Linked DNA regions of Homo sapiens: region 2 is linked to region 1. Evidence: read pairs that join two places in POLR2A ChIA-PET (ENCODE). Cell type or tissue: MCF 10A. All regions are shown on one strand. Each heading gives the region's core, and the rest is flanking DNA. Links, peaks and the distances in the headings are about the cores only. Region 1 overlaps MIR924HG (MIR924 host gene). Region 2 overlaps MIR924HG (MIR924 host gene).

The links. Peaks named below come from ENCODE experiments on the same cell type or tissue, not always from the same donor. Only the 100,000 strongest peaks of a DNase experiment are listed, where the experiment ranks them.
Region 2: POLR2A ChIA-PET joins it to region 1 with 5 read pairs; 3 of 35 experiments call an interaction of 5 or more read pairs at or near these places.

Annotation. Positions count from the first base shown.
Region 1 is chr18:39,403,385-39,413,437 of GRCh38, reverse strand. All of the region lies in intron 3 of MIR924HG (MIR924 host gene), which reads left to right. Among named protein-coding and RNA genes, the nearest start is that of MIR924, 210 kb to the left of the region's middle. In MCF 10A, for the core only: no CTCF peak of the experiment used is centred there; no DNase peak of the experiment used is centred there.
Region 2 is chr18:39,600,129-39,610,181 of GRCh38, reverse strand. The region is part of intron 2 of MIR924HG (MIR924 host gene); the gene reads left to right. Among named protein-coding and RNA genes, the nearest start is that of MIR924, 17 kb to the left of the region's middle. In MCF 10A, for the core only: no CTCF peak of the experiment used is centred there; a DNase peak (open chromatin) is centred at 5,141.

The sequences.
Region 1 (10,053 bases), core at 2,514-7,513:
ATATGTATTGTTCTTTCTTCTGAGTGCATGGCTAGTCACCCTTTATAAATCTTTCCATCTTTATGAAGGTTCAAATGATAGAACCCCACTAGTTTCTGTTGTTATTCACAATCCTTTCTGAAGCCTTACTCAAATTTAGGTCCGTTCACTTTGAATTCATCTGCTTCTTTATTACAAAGACATAGCACACTATTGTAGAAGTAGCATGGCCTAGGAGTCAATCTGCTCTGGGTTCTAATTCTGGCTCTTGCACTAATTATCTGTAGAACTTTGAAATAGTTTCTTGATTCTTTGAACCTCGTTTTTTTCTTTAATCTGCAAAATTGGCATAATGTATGCTGTAATTTAGAAGGTCATTGTGAACACTTAGCCAGATAATATCTGTTTAGGAATTATTACAATGCTTGGCTAATGGGAAAAGCTAAAAATTTGTAGCTCTTATTATCATTGTTATTAGCTGTATTTCCCTGCTCTATCCTACAAGCCTGTTTTTACTTCAAAGCAGACCTCTCTGAAACTTCCTGATTATGAAGGAAAGAGATAGAACAAGCAAATTTACTCTGATGGGTTAGTGACCTAATGTGGTGCTCTATGGGGTGGTAAATAAGAAAGATTGGGAAGAAAAACTTTTATAGCAAAGACTGAATATCAGAGGTAAAATATGGGGTTCTGGCTCTTCTGATGAAATTAGCTTTAGTAACTTTGCTAAAGTGGTCTAGAGAAGCTCTACCTGAATGGGTTTGGTTTCAGAAATCCTATTATTCTGCCCCCAACCCATCACACCAGCAAGCATGGAAATAGCCCATTTTATTACAAGCTACTTACTATTCACTTTTTATCAGCCAACAAATCGATTTGCACAGCACTTTTTAAAATTCAGGAACTGCGATATGAATTTGTTGAAACAAAGAGGGTCATTACCAAGTCCTATTATCCATCCTGCTGGCTCTCTCTTGGGTTTTAATTATTCTGGCCACGAGTAGATATTGGATAGGAAGGCAGGTCACTGAGGTCCTGCCAGGTTGAGTCATGTGTGCTTGGTCTTTCTAAACCTCTGTCAGCCACATGGTCTTCCTCGCCTTCGAGATCCAGCAATGATATTAGATAATAGTGAGTTGCTCCTTCTCCTCCTCATCATCATCCTCAATTAACCAGCACTCAGCTCCCAGTAGTGCAGATTATGAAGGCAGCGAGTCCCTGGGGTTTGGAGAAATTCTAAAGGTCTATAAGAAGGAAGTGAAGGAGAGAGGTAATTGTAAAAGTGAGGCCTTAAAATTAGTAATGTGATTCTGTAGGTCTGCCAGAACACCTACCAGCATGTTCCATACCCAACTACAATTGTTTTGAGTGACTGCCTCAGGAGAGAGGAGTTTGGAGTTATGGCTCTGTTTGGTGTCTCAGAAACCAAAGCTAATAACAGTAGCTGACAAGGAGAGAGTAATTAAGGTAGACTCTGACTCTAAAATGCTCCTTAAAAGTATTAGCTCTCGTCACTTCTAATATACTACACAACATATTTATTATGTTCACTGTTCATTTTTTCTCTTTTGTTAAAATATAAAGGTCAAAAGACATAGCCTTTTGTTTTGTTCCCTAATGTCTTCCAAGCACCTAGAAGAGTGCCTAGGACATAGTAAGTGGTGAATAAATATTGGTTTGATAGATGCACCCTGTTCATTCTCCTAAATAATTAAAGGAACTCTTTGAAGAATGTATCCAGTCTATATTCCAAACCCTAGGTTTGTCATTTGTGGGTCCTGTATTGAAATGGTAATAAAGTAATAGAATAATAGTTTAATGCTTGCTTCCAAATCTTATTCCTAAATATGGAGCTAAGCCGATTTTTCTTCTCTCTTCAGCTTTGTGGAGAGTTAAAGGCTTGCTGAGCCCATCATCATAATCTCTTTGACCATCCCCATCGACCTCCCTTAATTCTTTACTTATATTTGTACTTTTGCCATGTTTCTTAATCCCTCTTATAACCATTCCTTGTATTTGGTACAATGTCCGATTGACTGAATGGTTCATGCTTTTGGACATGGATGTCTAGTTTTTCTCTCTATGTGAAGATTATTCTGTAAAGTCTTTCTCTCTCTTCCTGTATTTCCCTCCTTCTCTCTCTCTCTCTTTCTCTCTCTCTCTCTTTCTCTCTCCTCTGTCTTCTATTGCTCAGAAGACTAGCATCAGAATCAAGTAGACTTCCACACATTTTTTTGCATTGTCTCCCCTGGTAGCCTACCCTGAGCTGTGCCTGACAGGGTAGAGGAGGGAAAGGTGAATTCTGAATGTTGATCTTTGCAAAAAATGACAAGAAACTTAGTCTATTTTCTTTTTATCTTTTAAAGTGCAATAACTCCTATATCTTGCAGCATATTGAGTATGAAAACAGGGATTTTATGTTCATCTAAGTCAGGGATCCATTTTTGATAGAGTCAAAATCATGATAAACTCTTTATCCACTGATACTACAATTCTGGATATAAGAGTGGCTCACTATTTTCCTAAATTTCTATCTCTGGTTACTTCCAAATGAGGTGAAATCTTTCCCCTTTAATGCTATCTCTTGAAAACAATAGTCTTTAAATGCATTTAATGCAAAAAATGCAATTATTGATGCTCCATAGTAGCCTATAACCAAAAAGAAGTTCATTTTTATACCCACTTTTGAGCTCACATTTGCAGTTGCTTAAGTCAAACAAATCCCTGTGCTAGCATTTGAAGACATATTTATAAAATTAAATGCATGTGCATGCATGCACACGAGTGTGCACATACACACACACACCATTTATGAATAAAAATACCTCTTTATCCTTTAAATTGTTTATTATTTAAATGCTGTTTAATTAGAGTGATTTGATTGACAATGATAGCACCTATATGTCCCCATTTTGTTTTACGTATCACTGATTTTTTTAACATTAAAATATAAGGATCACTATTTTGTAGGGGAGAAACTGTACTAAATATTTTGGTCTTAAAAATTTTTTCAAAGCATATGTAAATTGTAAAAATTGATTTATTTTATTAAATGATAAAGTGAAGGGAGTTTTTAAAAGTTTGTCAGCTTTCTCGTTTACCTAAAATTATTTTTAAAATATATCTATTATAATAAAGGAGGGCCTTTGATTTCAAGGTATAGATGTGAGTGTGTTAAGTGATTAGAAATGCCTGAGAAATGTGTGCTGTGCTTGTGTTCTTTCTCTCCACCATTATTTTACGTTTGAATAAGTGCCATCAGCTATCTGTATCTTTACTGAGGCTGACTCTCCCTGGGCAAACCTTGTCAGGATGTATGTGTAGGTAAAAGCCCTCTCACATTTTGTGAGTAGAGCAGCCCCGCACATGTGAGAGAGTTGTGGCTTATATTGACTGCGACAAGCCTAACAACCTTGAGTGATTCAGATGCCATCTCCCTAATTTAACATCTCATCCAATTTGTGAATGAAATGTAGCTTGGTGCTTTTGAAGTTTTGAATTAATGGAAGAAGAATAGGAAGCTGCCTAGAAGGCAAAATGTTCAAGTAATGGCTAGGTCTATTAAGTTGTCTGGTGGTGTTTAGGGATTCTCATTAACTAGGGTTGAAAAGGTTCTAGGCTACATTTACCTTATCTCCCAATCTCTGTGGTGTCATACCTTATTACTATCTATTTTTTTATTGTTAAACTAGTCCTGTGGTACAAGTGAATTATGAATTCAACCTTATTTCCCTTTCCCAGATGTGTGGTGGATTAGACAAAATTCTGTTTCTCCCCGAGGGTTGTTCTAATGTTCCTAGATATGGTAAATCTGCTTGGCTTCCTTGTTTTGTTTTCAAATAATCCTGTGAAATATCTGTTAGTAATGTTTACATGAGATACAGCTGGAGAATAAAACAAAAAAAAATTATAATGCTGTGAGATAAAGACCTTAAACTTGTAGAGATCTTAAAATATTTTTTATTTTTCTTGAGTAAAGGACCTTCTTTTATACTAGACTATAATTTCAATAAGAATATAAAATATGACTTTTTCATTCAGTACTAAATATTCAATGCCTAGAAGAATGCTTGGCATATGGTAAGAGGTCAAAAACCCTCTTAAATGAGTGAAAATATATATATATATATATATATATATATTTATATTTATATTTATATCTATATAAATATAGATATACATGTGTGCATGTGTGTGCATATATAAATAAATGTATAAGTGCTTCCTACAGTTAAACTTGCACCTAAATAGGTATCTCATTGAAAAAAGAGAGATACTACCTGGTATAGGTAGTAATAATCTAAGAAGCTTTTATCAGAGTTAAGAGATCAAATGGATACTTAAATAGCTATTGAACATACTCTCTATATCAAGAATTCCATGGGAGAATTATAGCCTACAATTAAGTGTCTTCGTTTAGAATTTAGCATTATATATATGTGTGTATATATATATAAACATATATAACTTGTGTGTATATATATAAATATATATAATTTGTGTGTGTATATATATAAATATATACATAATTTATATATACACATATATATGTATAGTCTATTCCAGGGATCAAATATGTGATCAAGAACAATTTCCTTGGTTTCACTCTAAAAGGAGAACCATATCTTTGGTATATAAGCCTTGGGCCTCTTTTCCATGTTTCAGTAGACCATGGGCAGAGCTGTTAGAGATGGTGTTTAGTGAATGAATATGAGATCATGGAAGTCTCATAAGAGAGAATGTTTGCCCCAACTGAGTTCCCCAGAAAGTAGAGTTCAAAGCAACAACTAGCAAACTACTGTGTTATTTCCTTATCAGTAGGAAAAATTTCAAAGAACCAGGACGGAAGAAAATGGAAATGAAAAAAAGGAGAGACAGCAAATACATAGTGCCTAATGGTGCTGAATTCTGCTGTCCCTCAAGCAAAGCTCCATTTTGTAGGATGGCCTTCCAAGTCCCAACAAATCGTTGCTAATCTCAGGTTGGTAGGTCTCAAAGTTGGAGAGAGAAAACTTGACCCCTTGATTACTATTTTCTCATAGGTCAATGGCTCACTCACAAGAGATGGTGCATACAAAATGCCTTTCAGAGTTGAGTCTATGCAGAAGCTCGGTGGGAATTCAGCATCTCAGTCTACAGTGGCATTGGTGAAGCCCAAAATCTCAGTCATGGTCATTATCTCAACTATGGGTTGGGAGTCCAAGTGAAGTCAGCCTGATCTTATGCAGTGCTGGTTGCTGGAACCATGACTGGGAGAAATAACTGACTCAGAATTCTGGAGATAGGTGAGGCTAGGAGGCTATGAGATGGTGCCTAAGTAGTGTCTAATTCCCGGTGGGAATTACTGATACATCAAGGAGCCCTGGATCAAATTTCTTTGGAAGAATGCCCCAAATACATGATCCAGGAGAGCTAGGTGGTAAAAATAATTCTGTGATGGCAGAGAGGCCATAATAGAAAAGATGTAGAAAAATGTGACTCAGAAGTCAGTCAAGAAAAACAGTTAAAGTTTGTGAGACATATTGAGTTAGTGAAAGGATGTTCTTTTGAGAGAATAAAGTGATGGATATTACAATAAGGGTTGGCATCTTTGTAATTATTGCTTCAATCTAGCATCCCTGAAAGTGACCAACGTACTACTGTTTATGCAGATCTGACACTCACATGGCAGGAATGAAGGATTCCCAAAATGAAAACAGGAAGAAAGGATGAAAGGAAAAAGTGAGGAAAGGCAAAAGGAAAGAAATAATTTAATGGTTAAGGAAAATTAAACTCAAACAAGTCCTCTCTCTGTTGATGAAAATAACACTATTAGCACTTTTAACCTATATTTTAAAATGTAGATCATATTCTGAGAAATTAAATATTTGTGCTTGTAAAAGAATGGGAGTAAATGTAGATATTGAGGGACATTCATTGAAATCCAGGTAACATTCATCATATGCTTCCATGGAGCACCATTGAAAAATAAACATCTGTGTAATTCCTGGAAGGTTTCTCTCATTATCTATACTTAACAAGTCATTAGTAGATTTTCTTTCAAATTTTACCTCATATTACATTGTATTAATAGTACCTAAACTGATGGAGAGTCATCATAATTTATTCCAAAGAGTCTCAAAATTTTTTAGAGAAAAAAATATAATTTCAGAGATTCAGGGTGTTGAGAACTTACCAATATAATTTTTCAAGCTTTACCAATACCCCTTAAGAGACCTTTAGCTTATTGACTAAAGGTGGCATCCTGGCACCCAATACCATTTCGCTATCTATTTGTTCAACAAATATTTGTTGAGCCCTGTATCAGGCACTATGCTGGGTGATGGTGAGTCAACGGAGAACAAGGTGTACATGCTTCCCAATCTTATGGAGCTCACGTTTCAGTTGGGAAGACAGACAAATACAAATAACCTGAAATACATTTTAAAAGAGTATAAATTCAGTATGTACAATGGGAGAAATAAACAAGGAACTGAAGGTCAAAGAGTTTTTCTGAGGACCTAACATTTAAGCTGGAACATTAAATATAAGTAGCAGTACCCACGTGAAGAGCGAGGGAGAAAGTGTTTCAGCAGAAAAGGTAGCATCCAGTGTTTTATTCCTTGAGAAAGAAAGAGCATTAGGTGTTTCAAGAACTGAAAGAAATTCAGCATGGCTGTGGAATAAACAGGTCAAGGAAGGGTGGTTTACAATAACGGGAGAGAAACAGGGTGAAGTCAGATCATGCCTGGCTGGTCAGACCATAGTAAGAAATTTGGGGTTTAATATAAGAGAAATGGGAGACCACTTAAATGTTTTGAGTGGATTAGTAGCTTGATTATAATTTAGAAAATTACTCTGGCTACTGAGATATGAATGAAACAGGGCCAAGAATGGATGCATGGAGACCAATTAGGAGGCTGTTGGCATTAGTTAGGGTAAGTGATGGTGGCAGTTTAAACCGGGACACTATAGATTAGGAGATGAATCAATGTTGCAAATAATAATCAAATAGTAGAAAGAGATGTGTGCCATAAAATCATTCATATGTACTATAATGGGAGATGAGAGAACAGCAAGATTATGTTTGATTTATGGCAAAATATGGATATAACAGAAGATAATTTAAGAAGATGTGGTATCTGAGCTTCATATTACAGAATTGGGGGGTGGAAGAAAGCCATTCAAACACAATAGACAGTATATGCCAAGCTGCAGAAGGAGAGGGCACAGCCTTTGAAGGCCTATTGAGCACTTCTGTTTGAGTGGAGAGTGGGCTGGAAAGGGCATGACGGGAGATGGGTTCATGAGGCAAGTGCAAGAGAGTGCAGGGGACTTCAGTCCTGGGTGGAGGTGACAGGGTATTAAGCAAGGTGACATTGTGACCATAACTTTGCTTTTGAAACAATGGAGAAGAGACAGCACTGGATGAAGTTGATTCTATGGATCATAACAGAATTCTTGAGATGACTGAGTATGCAGTGTAATGGTTCTGAAGTAGGAAGATGGAGAGGCTTTTCCCAAGAACTAAAAGAGGGAGTGCATAGTTAGGAGCAGATATGCAAAAGAAAATGATGCCTCTAGCTCCTTTTATTTTTCAGTCATATTTAATTCTTTTTTTGCTCTTCATATCTTTGAAAGTCCTTGGTTGTGGGGCAAAAACTGTTCACATTTGAGAGCTTCAAAGCACCATTCTCCCCAGTCTAACATGATTTTGAATATATATTTCAATTGATTTGATACTTCATCCATGTATGTTCCTGCACCAGAACAACCTAAAAATATATAGCTGCTAGATTGGTAGCAATCATAGTAAATTATTTGTAATCTGCACCCCTAAATTCCTAAATGTAATTAATACACTTGACTTCAAAGCACTTCTTCACTTACATACTTATTCTATTTTTGTCAGTGTCTTATTGTGAAAATCTCTTTATTCCCAATCATGTTGACAAGATTATAATTTAAATAAATAAAAATAAAAAGTAGTTTACAATCTTGTTTTTGAGTACTTTGTAGCCATATCTATTTCTATATTTATCCTGAGATATTATATATATTATATGAATATATATACTATATATAGTTTATATTTTATATATATAAACAATAGCCAATATTGAATGAAGGTCTGTGATGTAGCAGTTTCGGCACTAGGTACATTATTTAGGTTACTTGTAATTCTTATAAAAACTGTATCATGGAAATATTTTCAAACTCACTTTACTGCTTAGAAACTAATGTTCTGAAAAGTTAAGCTGCCAAGAACACACATAATTAAATGCTGGAGTTTGCATTTACCTCCAGGTTTGTCTGATTCTGAGGCCTGTGCTTCCTTTTTCACTAAACATCCTTTCCACCAAAATGTTTTAACTGACTTAGAGTAGAGGTTCTTTAAAATGTTGGTCTCTGGATATCTTTTATACTAAAAAAATATTGAGGACCCCCAAAGAATGTCTGATTATGTGGGTATTACATCTATGAATATTTATTGTATGAAAATCAAAACTGGATGTTTAAAATATTTATTTATGTATTTATTCATTCACAAATAAATAATAATCCCATTACATATAACATAAATAGCTTGTTTTGCATGAAAAAATAACTATATTTCGCATAACAAGAAAAATGTAGTGATAAGAATAGCATTATTTTATGTTTTAAAAATCTCTTTACTGTCTGACTTACAAAAGATGCCTGGAATCTCAGATCTGCTTCTGCCACTGAGCTGCAGCATATGTTTCTTTATTGAGGTATATGGACAAAGCAACCCTTACTCAAAGAAGTGTGAGGATTAATAAATATGAGTTAGAAAATGGAGGGGTATATTAATAGCCATTTTGGACAGTTGTAGGTATAACTATATATTTTTTAATACTATACCAAAACTCGACAAGTTACATATCAAGGTTGGGTGCAATGTGAAATATGAAATCATACCAATAAAGTTTACACACTGTTTCATTAAATTCACAGATATATTTTGCATCTTGAATTAATCTTTTGCCTAATTTTGTGATATTATGCATTAGTCATTTGAAAAATATTGGTTTCCTGAGCTTCGCAGATCTTCCAAATATTGATAAATTTATTCATTAATGTTATCATTGATCCTATCAGAAAAGTCATTAGCTATTAGGAAGCAGTTCTGTGCATGGTGGCAGATATAAGTTTTCCACAATTTTAATTTTTGCTTGAAACCTCACATTTGATCAATGGCAAAAACTACTGTCCATTGCTTTATTTGAAGTGACAAGTTCACACAGTTAATTTTATGAGACAATGTCTACTCAATACTCATGTCTTAATAACCATTGTTTTTTACATGTCTTTCAACAGCTTTCAAAAATGACATTCCATTTAAAAAAAAAGTGGCTAGTTCAGCTTGCAACTCAATAGCACGCGTGTTTTCCTTGAGACCACCACTGTGGTTGGTACGCAGCAGAAGTGCTTTGTGCATACCACTTATTTTCACACACAGAACAGTCAACATACACTCAAGATGGAACTTAATGAAATTAATAATTTTCACTACTTCTTTAAGGACATTCTTAGGTAAAGTATCTTTTTTTTCACCTGAGCTTATGTGGCAATGAGTAATGCAATGACTACTATAGTTTGGTGCCATTGCCTTGTTACACATATTAAGACATTGTCAGTTATACTCACTGTTTCATTTATACCATTGGTGCAATTGTCAGCACAATAAAAAAGGCAAACATTACCTTAATTTTTTAATGAAAATAGTTTGACTCTGCACTTAGCCTGAAAAAAGTCTTGGGTACTTCCAGGGATTCACGGACTCCACTTAAAGACCTGCTGATCTAGATCACAGTTTTAGCCAGCTGAACAGAATGTATAAATATTTGCCCTATGCATTTTTTGGTGTCTTCCATTCCAGCATTACATAAATGTCTCTTGAATTTGACCCTTATTTTAGATGGACTGTGAAATTACGTAAAACAAATTCATGTAGTATGGAGATATAAATGCTGTCCTGGTGAGATTTTTTTAGCAATGTGAAAACTTCAGAGCTTCTTCTTCCTCTAAAACCACTTTTTATTTCTATTAAAAGGAATCAGCTTCTATTCG
Region 2 (10,053 bases), core at 2,200-7,199, 200 kb before region 1:
TGCTAAAGGAAGTCTATTCTACACTATTCCATCAGGGGCTACCAGGAACCCTGAAGGGAATGTAATTTTACCCCTTTTGCAGGCTAACAACTTTACCTGCCACATCTTCATGGATACTGGCAGAAGTCAAGACATTCCTGAGTCAGAGACAAATGACTTTTTTTTAATACAACAATAGCAATAGTGAGACTGTCAACATTTCTTATGCTGGTTCCCTAAGCACCAGTTTCCACAGGGTGGAACCCCTGCACACATAGTGGGTTGCATTTTAGGAGAAAAATTGTTAGTTTTGAGAAGGCAAGTCTCTTATAAAGATCAATAAGTAAGTCTGCTATTAGCTCCAGAGGGAGATACTATCTTTGTTACACTAGGCAGAAAGCATTGACTGCTGTTTTCTTTAGAGGATGGGTGTCCAACTTTTTGGCATCCCTGGGCCACATTGGAAGAAGAATTGTCTGGGGCCACACATAAAATACACTAACACTAACAATAGCTGATAAGGTTAAAAAAAATCCATGTATAATTTCTGTGATATTCATCACCACAGATAAGCAAAGAAATCCTATATTCAAAGGGTTGGACACCCGTGCTCTAGAGGGAGACACTATCTCTATTTCCAAGGCAGTAAGCAAACCTGCTGTTTCTTGAGGGAGACACGAGCTCTATTTTTCTAAAGCACTTCACTATATAAACATCTTTAAAAAGGTAATCCAGAACAAAGACAATCACCATGTTTGCTCATAGCACATGCAGAAATACAAGATACCCACTGAGAATTGTCTCCCAAAAATATGCATCCATTGTTTTTTTGTTTTGTTTTGTTTTGACGGAGTTTTGCTCTCCAGGCTGCTCTCTTGCCAGGCTGGAGTGCAATGGCATGATCTCAGCTCACTGCATCCTCTGCCTCCTGGGTTCAAGCGATTCTCCTGCCTCAACCTCCCTAGTAGCTGGGATTAAAGGCATGCGCCACCACATCCGGCTAATTTTTGTATTTTTAGTAGAGACGGGGTTTCACCATGTTGGTCAGGCTGGTCTCGAACTCCTCACCTCAGGTGATCCACCTGTCTTGGCCTCCCAAAGTGCTGGGATTACAGGTGTGAGCCACCACATCCAGCGTATCCATTGATTTTATACCATCTGGGCGTGTAGAAAATTGTTTTCCATGAGTAAGTGACTTGATCAACCACTTTCATTAATCTGACCAACAAAGGCTGGAGCCAAATCTGTTCAATTTATCTGGTAGAGCATTCAGTTAAGGTTACTACCAACAGGATTCCAAGAAACAGCATGATGTCAGCCTGTAGTGATTGACTTCAGTGATGTCCCAAAGTTCTTGTTGCCTACCAGCTGAACAAAGACCATAAACCTTTAGGATTTACCTTAGAAACTCAGGTGGCTTTCTCCTTAAGTTTTTGTATTGACCTTTCCATTTGATGCAAGATATGAATGCAAATATAGTAGAAGGTATTAGAGATTACACATATACCACATTGGACTGCGTGGAGGAAGTATATGGAAATTCTGTCATCTTCAATGATGGCTAGTGACTAGGGGCTCACCTGAATGCCTTCTAGGCCCAACATGGTGTTATTGATCTGTTCAGGTAGAGTCAAGAACAGTTTTTACCCCACCTGTTGTAATTGAATGGCCCCTATTATAAGGATAGTGCCCAGCAGGTGCACATAAATAACAAGAAAAGATAGTTATTTCTCTAGTAATTAGGGATAATTTCATACCCAAATATATATTTTAAAACCATGTTTGCTTATGAAGTTGCTAGAACAATATATCATAAATGATATGTTTAATTTTTATCTAAATATTATAATTTAAAGTTTCCTTCTGCTAAGTCTGCTAAGTAAAAATGTTTAGCCCCTAGGCCCCTTTATTTTAAAAATATTATTCACAAAAACATCATCACAAAGGCCTTATCTGCAGGCAGAATAGGTGTTTCCCCACACAGTGTGCAGATAAGCCGCTCTGATCAAAAGAAATTCCTGCTATTTGCTTGCCATTATGTCTGAAATTCCCAACATTAGATATGTATTTTTTTTTAATATAAGGGAAAGATTCCTGTGTAAGCAAATATTTATAGGGGGAAAAATGCTGTCAGTCAGTGTTTATTGTCTACAAACATTCAACTAATATGAGATCTTTTCCACTGTGACAATTATTTAAAAGAAGCTGCTTATTAAACAAGACCCACAACAGTTCAGTTTTGAAGAGAACAGAATAGAGAATTGTCTAGGTTAGACGTGAAAACAGAAGAATGTTTGGGGTGAAAAGGAAGCCAGTGAAAGTTTTAGTATCAGGACATAAAGCAACAAGAGATCTCTAAGGCAAAAAAAGAGACACCGTAGAGATCAAATTGTGCCAAAATCTCAGGTTTATCTAATAATAACCTTTTAGGTTATAAGGACTTGCTGAATGATTGGAGGCTGGAAGCAGAGCTTTTTCTGTGATGGAGTGTACCGTTAAACCCTACTGGCTCCTTTTATTTCAGAACAATGTTGACCAAAGTCCAATGAGATCTATCAACATCCCATCTCTGCTGACTCATTTAGCTGTAAAAAGGGGTTCACAAATCAATTCAAAATAGAAAAAGAGGGAAGGTGCACAAAAGAAAGGATAATTGAAAGAGATATCAAGTAAGACTTCTAGCACCCTTTAAAAAATTACATACCAAAAAAAGGAGAAAAAAAAACTGTTTGAAAATCATTTTTAGGGAGTATCTATGAATGTAAGACCCCTGTGCCAGGTGCATAATAAGCAGAAGATATAACCTTTCATCTCTCAAAATGATGAATGGATGGTTGTAAAATTGTAAAATCTGGAAATGTTTTTCCCCACCACTGCCTGAATACCTACCTGGCTTCTGCATCTCAGCATCCACAGCCCAGATTTTTATATTCCAGAAGCTAAATGGAGGCACGCCGGGCTCAGCTGTCAGCCTGTGTTGACACCACACAGCAAACGCTGTTCAAATGGACAGATTTTCACTGGAATTATGCCTAACTCAATCGTTAGTCACTCACCCTTCATGGCTTATTTGTTTTAACTTGTTTATCTTGTTTGGTCATTAGTTTTGTCTAGATTTTATATTCATTATTCTGTATCGTATCTCTGACATTTCAGTTTAGGAGGTGATTGTTTACCATATACATTGATTCTCCCAGGCCCTCAAATATTCCACAATCGATGCTAGCAAGATAGTAACTACGAACAGTCATTATTTGGCTATTTTGGGACACATTCTCCATCTCATTTTAATGCATTCTTATGTTTCCCGTCTCCTGGGGACTCTCACATATTCCTTTTGAACCTTTACTCTTTAATGCTACCCAGACAGAGCCTTTGTACCTCTGTGGAATGAATAAATACAGACTATCTCGGGTGATTTAAATCTCTCTCTCATGTGCCTTTAAAAATGCACACTTTGCTTTTATCAACCACATGTTTTGAACTTTCAAGAGAAAACACTGCAACTGGCATAGGTTCTCTTATCAGCCTGTATTATAGATGAGGGGACCAAGTCGGGACAGGCTTGTCTTCTAGGTTTCTAACAAGTCACAGACACAGGCAGAATGTATTGTGGATGCTGTAGATCATTTGTCTGGCCTGTTTGCTATTGTAGTTTTTGTTGCTAGTTTATCTATTTACTGCACCTGGAGTTTCTATGTGGCCTTTAATTGGGACTGAGCAGGGGAACTGTTACTCCTGAGGCCCAAGTATATTTACACAACAATGAATTTCCAGGGTATTTGCTAACGCTAGTACAACCAATACCCTAGTTCTAAGGGAGAAAACCCAAATACAAAAATAACAGTCCCATCTACTATCCTTTTTTGGGCTCCTTTGACTTGACGTGTGTGCTTTTTTTCATAGTAGAGTCACCACTGGCATAACTGCTATTGTTCCATGGCCCAGGAAGTCTGTGGGGGAGGCCCCTCCTCCACATATCCAATATATCCATATATTGGCAAAATATGTGCACCATATCTCTTCTCTAGTTTGTGTCCTCATCTTGCAAATTTCATATAATATATAGATAAGCTAGCTTTAGATGGCACTGGTTTTATTAGTAGACCTGAAGCATGTTCTACCTCATGCTAATCTAAAAATATTTTACCTATTTATGCCAAACTGCTAAGACATACTGACAAAGCAATAAATGAGAAATGTGGCTGACTTCTGCGGGATTGTATAAGCAGTCAAGCATCTCCAGCAGAGTCCCAGACTGACCAATAAAAGTCTCTTACATTGTGTTTCATTGCACTATGCACTGAGATTTGTATTTTTAGAGATATAAGATGGAGTAAGGGGAGGGAAAAGGGGGTCCTTCTCCTCAGTGTCATGTGAGGCCCATACCCTGGTGGTTTAATTTTGAGCATAAATGAGCCACCTATCCAAAGGCAAGCTTTTGTTTGCAGTATTCTGCTATTATCTCTTTCACAATAGCCAAAACACAAAAACACTTTCAAGGAAATGATAAACCCCAAAGTAGAAGACAACTCAGTGTATTAGTAATCTAGATTAACTCTGTTAGATATCTAGTCCAGGGAACAGAATATTCAACCTTTAAATAAATACACAATAAAAATAGCACACCCTTACTATAGGGTTACTGGACTGTAGCAGTAAATGAACTGAATAAAATTTTATGGCTTCTTAACATGCTGAGGTTTTTGCAGTGTCTTCCATCTTGTAGCTTAACAACATTTTGCAGTCTGCTATCAGTGAAACTAATAGTGCAGATGAAAATTTTACAAAAAATGGGAAATCTACATTGGTTTTATATTATGTCAGTGAAATGAATAAAGATCATATTTTGGCATTAACAGCTAATGGTGGGAAAAGGAGTGGGGGCTGGTTGCTCCATTTTGGGTCCCGGAATTGATATTTTTTAAAGAGTCAGCTGTAATTATGATATTTGAATGTCATTATCATTAAACTGATGAATTATTTAGAAAGAAGGTGAACAAGGCAAAGAGTTCCTCAGTGTGTTCATGCATTTTACTTGTATTTTGCCGGTTGAGGTGCTTCTTTCGGTGGGCGGTATTAATCTCATGGATGGTGCAGCTATGTTGTGTTATTATTTCTCTCAGCAAGGTCGAAGTTTTCTACCACAGAGCATTTGAGGGTAGGAATAGAGGAAGGGCGGATGAGAAATTGTGAAATAATGAGTCATGTTACAAATGCTGATGGAAAACAGTCTCTACTCTTTGAAACAGATTATTTTATATCTTCCATTTGAGTTGTTATAATGAATTCTTTTTAAACCTTCTGGTCTCCCACCTTGATTGGCTTGAAAAAAGCTTATTTGATAAGAAGGAACCATGATTTGAAAAAAACTATTAAAATTATATCTTGTGATGAGAAAAATATTAAGTGTAAGATACAAGCAACTTTGCCTGTGAACATTTTCCTTGAACCAAATGGCAAATTAATAATGAACAACATTTATTTTCTCATTTCTTTCTCTTCCATCCTCTCTCCAGGAAATAACATTTGCTTGTTTATAGTGCTTTCATTCCTTAGGAGTCTGTAAAATAATTTTCCTTCTAGATCTATTTGCAAACTTAGGTTTCGTTTGCCTGACCTGAATTGATAAGTCTCTGCTTTTGAGAAGAAACTTGCCACTTTGAGTCCTTCATGCCAGTCTTTGATTGATGCTTATTGAGTAATCAAGGTACATAATTTTGTGTGGCATATGAGATGGAAAAGACAGAGCTTTTTACTTTTGGATGTTATTGTTAGCAGAATATCATACTTAAACTACGTCCTACAAAATGCAAGTCAATATATTCTTGTATCCTGCAGATTTTCATGCCTTTCCATAGTTTGTAGTATGAAGACTTCGGTTGAATCGCATGCTGAATTGTCTTACTTGGTCATGGAAGTCCTTACTTTTCTGAAGAATCCCATTTATGGTTCCAGTAATGTGATCTCTTCCAACTGCCCTTATATTTCTCGCTTTTCTCTCATTGTGGAGCTGAGTACAGTTTTAATGGGGCTTCCCCTTTGATTCAGGTCCCAGAAGAGAATAAACAAGGAGATGCATGCTTGTAGTAGGTTTTGAGGGTATGATTTAGGGTAATCAATAAAGGGTAATTTTCTCCCAAGTTTCCTCTTTTCAGTCCAGTTCATCTAGAAAAGAATACAAATTTCACAAGCAATCTCCTGTCTAGTATAAACAATATGCACTATCTTTCCCGCTCTAAGATTTGGGGAAAATGGAAATGAAGGTAAGAAAGACTCAATAGCTAGGCAAACACTAAGCCAGTACAGCAAGATTAAAACTGAATTGTTTTATTTCATTAATCTTTTTATGGATTTGTTTTTCTTCTTATATTTTAGTCTTAAAAATTCTGGACAATATTTTTCCCTTTTATATATTGAGAAAATATCCAATAATTACTTTTTGTTAAGGTAATTTCTTGATACTTGAAAAGTATTCTTAACTTGTGCCACTTTTGTTTCTGCTCTGTACTTGCTTCATCTATTTAACCAAGTTATTTTCCCTCTAGTGCTTCGAATATCTTGTGTTCACATATGCACAGATACACTCACACACATACAAATACACTTTTATAACATGTAAATATTAAAGAGAGGCTAGTCAATTTATTAATTTATTCAGTGTTATTTGCACTGAATGAAGGAGATTTTATATTCCCCAATAGTATTTACATTTTAGACTGTTTAATTTACAATAAACAATACAAACCAGCCACACATTTCATTCATGTCTGAATTTTTAAACACTGGCGCTTACACAAATTAACAAATGATTAGCCTTTACTAAAGAGTAAAAGCTGAATATTAAAAAATTGATAATATTTTATTCCTTGTTACTAAACATGAATTCCTATAAGATCTTTAACTCTTATTTTTGTGTCTATCTTTTTTCTCTGAATTTTACATTAATAAACACATTCTGGAAATTTCATGTTCATCCAGTTTTGATTTTAGATTTATTTGATACAAGGCTAGTTCTATCTATCTTTTCAATAGAAGCACAAGCTCCTACTAAAATCAGAATACTTTTCACATCATTTAGTCCATAAGAACCATATAAACATACACTATGTTTATATTCTCCTGGATAGCTAATATTATGTATCCAATACCTCAAATTGAAGTATTAAAAAAGTGTCATAAGAAATAATAACATTTTTATTCCACTTATATGGTTTGAGTTTATTTATTTGCTCATTTACTTACTCAGGCCTAGTTTAATGGAACAAATCACATCACTTTATTTTAATTTTTTTTAAGTTGTAAGAATTGATTGTTTTAACTGGAGAAGGATTAAAAAAAATCCAAAATTCTTATTTACTTCTTATACAACTGGATATGGAGTAGGGAGGAGGGATGCAGAGATTAGGTGTTTTCTTCTGGAACATTTCAGAATCAGAGTTAGAAAAAAGCATTTCTTGGGATTTCATCAATCAATATTTACAAGATTTCCATGAAATGGTTAGGACTGAGACGCCATGCTGAACAAGTCAAATGTGGCTGAAATTCACCCGGGGACGAATGTTGCAGGTATTAAATTATCCATGGGCTCCAGTCAAGCAATTCAATACTCAATCTGCTCAAAGCCCAAGGAAATAAAAATCACATGAGGAATTCCAGTTTGAAAGAATATTTTCTTTTTAATTTCTGACGTACAATGGCAGGCCATCTGACATCATGTCACATCAGCTTAACTCCCTGGCTGCAACAAACCTGTTGTGCCATATCAGTGGGGGAAATGTACAAAGAGATTCTTGTCCTCAATCAGATTTCCCTGGTATCAGTCTGGACAGCAAGCAGTCAATCCCAATTGAGCAGGCAGATGGAGACAGAGCAGATTAATAAGTGGATCCTCTTTATCTGAAGAGCTGGCAGGCATCATGGTTCGCCAGGCACCTGAGTTATATTTTTAAATAGGTCAGCACATCGAGCGTTTACAAAGGGGAAATGGAGTTAGCTGGAAGATTGGCACCAGTGGGGAGCACAATGTGGGAGGTGGAGCTCAAGGTGTGCTTTGATAGAGTCTGAGGATTTGGGACAGTGGAGAATGGAAAATAACGAATTGCTGTCCCTTGTTTGATGAAAATTGAATGAACCATAAAAAGCACACAGAACATAACTGGGTAATGTCTCTGAACCTGATCGGGTATTTTAGTTTTTAAAACTTCCAATAACATCATCACTGCCGCTACACAACAATCATCAGGGCAGAATGCAGGGAGTTTCTTTCTTTCTTTTGTACTTTTTATGGCCTAGGACCCTCTGGAAAATACACAGGAATTAGGAGAATTAGACCTTCAAGGCAAGGAAACAGGATCTATAAGGTTCAGCTATAAAACAATAACATCTGTATGAGTGTGTGTGTGTGTCTGTGTCTGTGTCTGTGTGTATGCTTTAGCAAACTTAGTAAACTGTCTTTAAATCAGGCCCAGAGGAAATATAATTTTGTTTTTAACTGAGACAATGTATCAACCAACATGTAAATAACATAAACTAACACTCCTCCCAGTGTGATAAATTTTATTATATCTATTCATTGATAATGTTTCTTAAATGAATTTAAAATTCTGTGACACATTTATAATGATATACAAATTTTTTCAAATAATATTTCATAATATTCCTTACAAATAGAACTTTTTATGCCCTCATCAACAATGTGGCATTGCTTACATTTTGAATATTAACCTGTCTCAACCAGGAAATTTTAGTACCTAAAACAAACAGGGAAATCTTGTCAATACACTTTCCAAGGTATGGATTATCAGGAATGAAATTATAAAGAGGCCTGAGTTAAATTCTTAACTGCAATCACAGGGTGGTCCACTTAAAATATTCCATTTCAAACCTTCACCCTAACATATCAAAGAAGTCCAAGGAACATAAATGAGGATTCATTATTTAGCTACCAGTTTGTATGTGAATGAATAATGTATAATGTATAAACAAGTATATTTTTCCAACTTTTAAAAAGTGTACCGTTTGCTTTTTCCTTCTTTCTCTCTCTTGGTAGTAGGGGAGAATTCTTGGGACTGTGCCACATTACCCAGATTGAACAAGGCAAGATCGTGTGATTCACGCTCACAGGGTTTGCCTCAACACTTGATTTGACAGCTGGAAGTCAAACTCCATTTGCTTGTGTTGTTTCCAAGGGTAGATAAAAAAGACATTTGAAAAGAATAATTTGGGACCTCTAGGGAGAATAACGTATTGATTGAGATGAAGTGTGCAAGGCTACAGGAGCAAATTTCTCCTAAAATTAGATTCAGGAAAATTAAGTAGCAAGGGAGCAATGAAGTAACAATAAATGCTTAATTTGGAAAGGTTTTTAAAGTCTCCCAGAGTTTTTGAATCCTCTGATCTGGGTGTCTCAGATTTAGTCAGTGATTAAATGATTATTCAATATGACAATGCAGTGTGGTAGGCATTTCCTCAAGAACTTGTGTGGGAACAGCCATTTTCTCATCTTGGAGGAGAGAGAAGTAAGTATGGGGATTAGGATGTAAGAGCAAAATGATAGAATTCTGAATTTTCTTTCAAGTCCTTTGAGGAACCAAAGAAAACTGAGGATGTAGAAACAGTCTTAGCAATCCTGGAACCTGGAAAAAGTAGTCAAGTGGCCACTGGAAGGCTGTAGATATTGTGGAGCAGACATTATGGGCCAGACAGATACTATAGATCTGGGGTGAGTGGCAGGACTGGAGATAAGCTTGATAAATTCTGGGGAAGCCTGGAAAAACTGTTGGATCTGAAAGTGTTTCTCAAAGACCTCAAATTAGCAATCTAAGTAGTTTTGTCTGTCTTAAATTCTCTGCATGCCCAGCAGGAAACCTCTCCAATTTTTTGGTTCTTATTATCCTTCCTTTTCCCACACTCTTCCTCAGGAGTGTAGCTGTTAAAAAATGTTAGTCAAATGATTCTACCGAAGAGACAAAAGGACATTGATCTGTGAACAATGTCCAATTAAGGGTTGATTGTATCTCTGACTATGGATGTGGGTACAACTAAAGATACCAACAACAACAAAAAATGTAA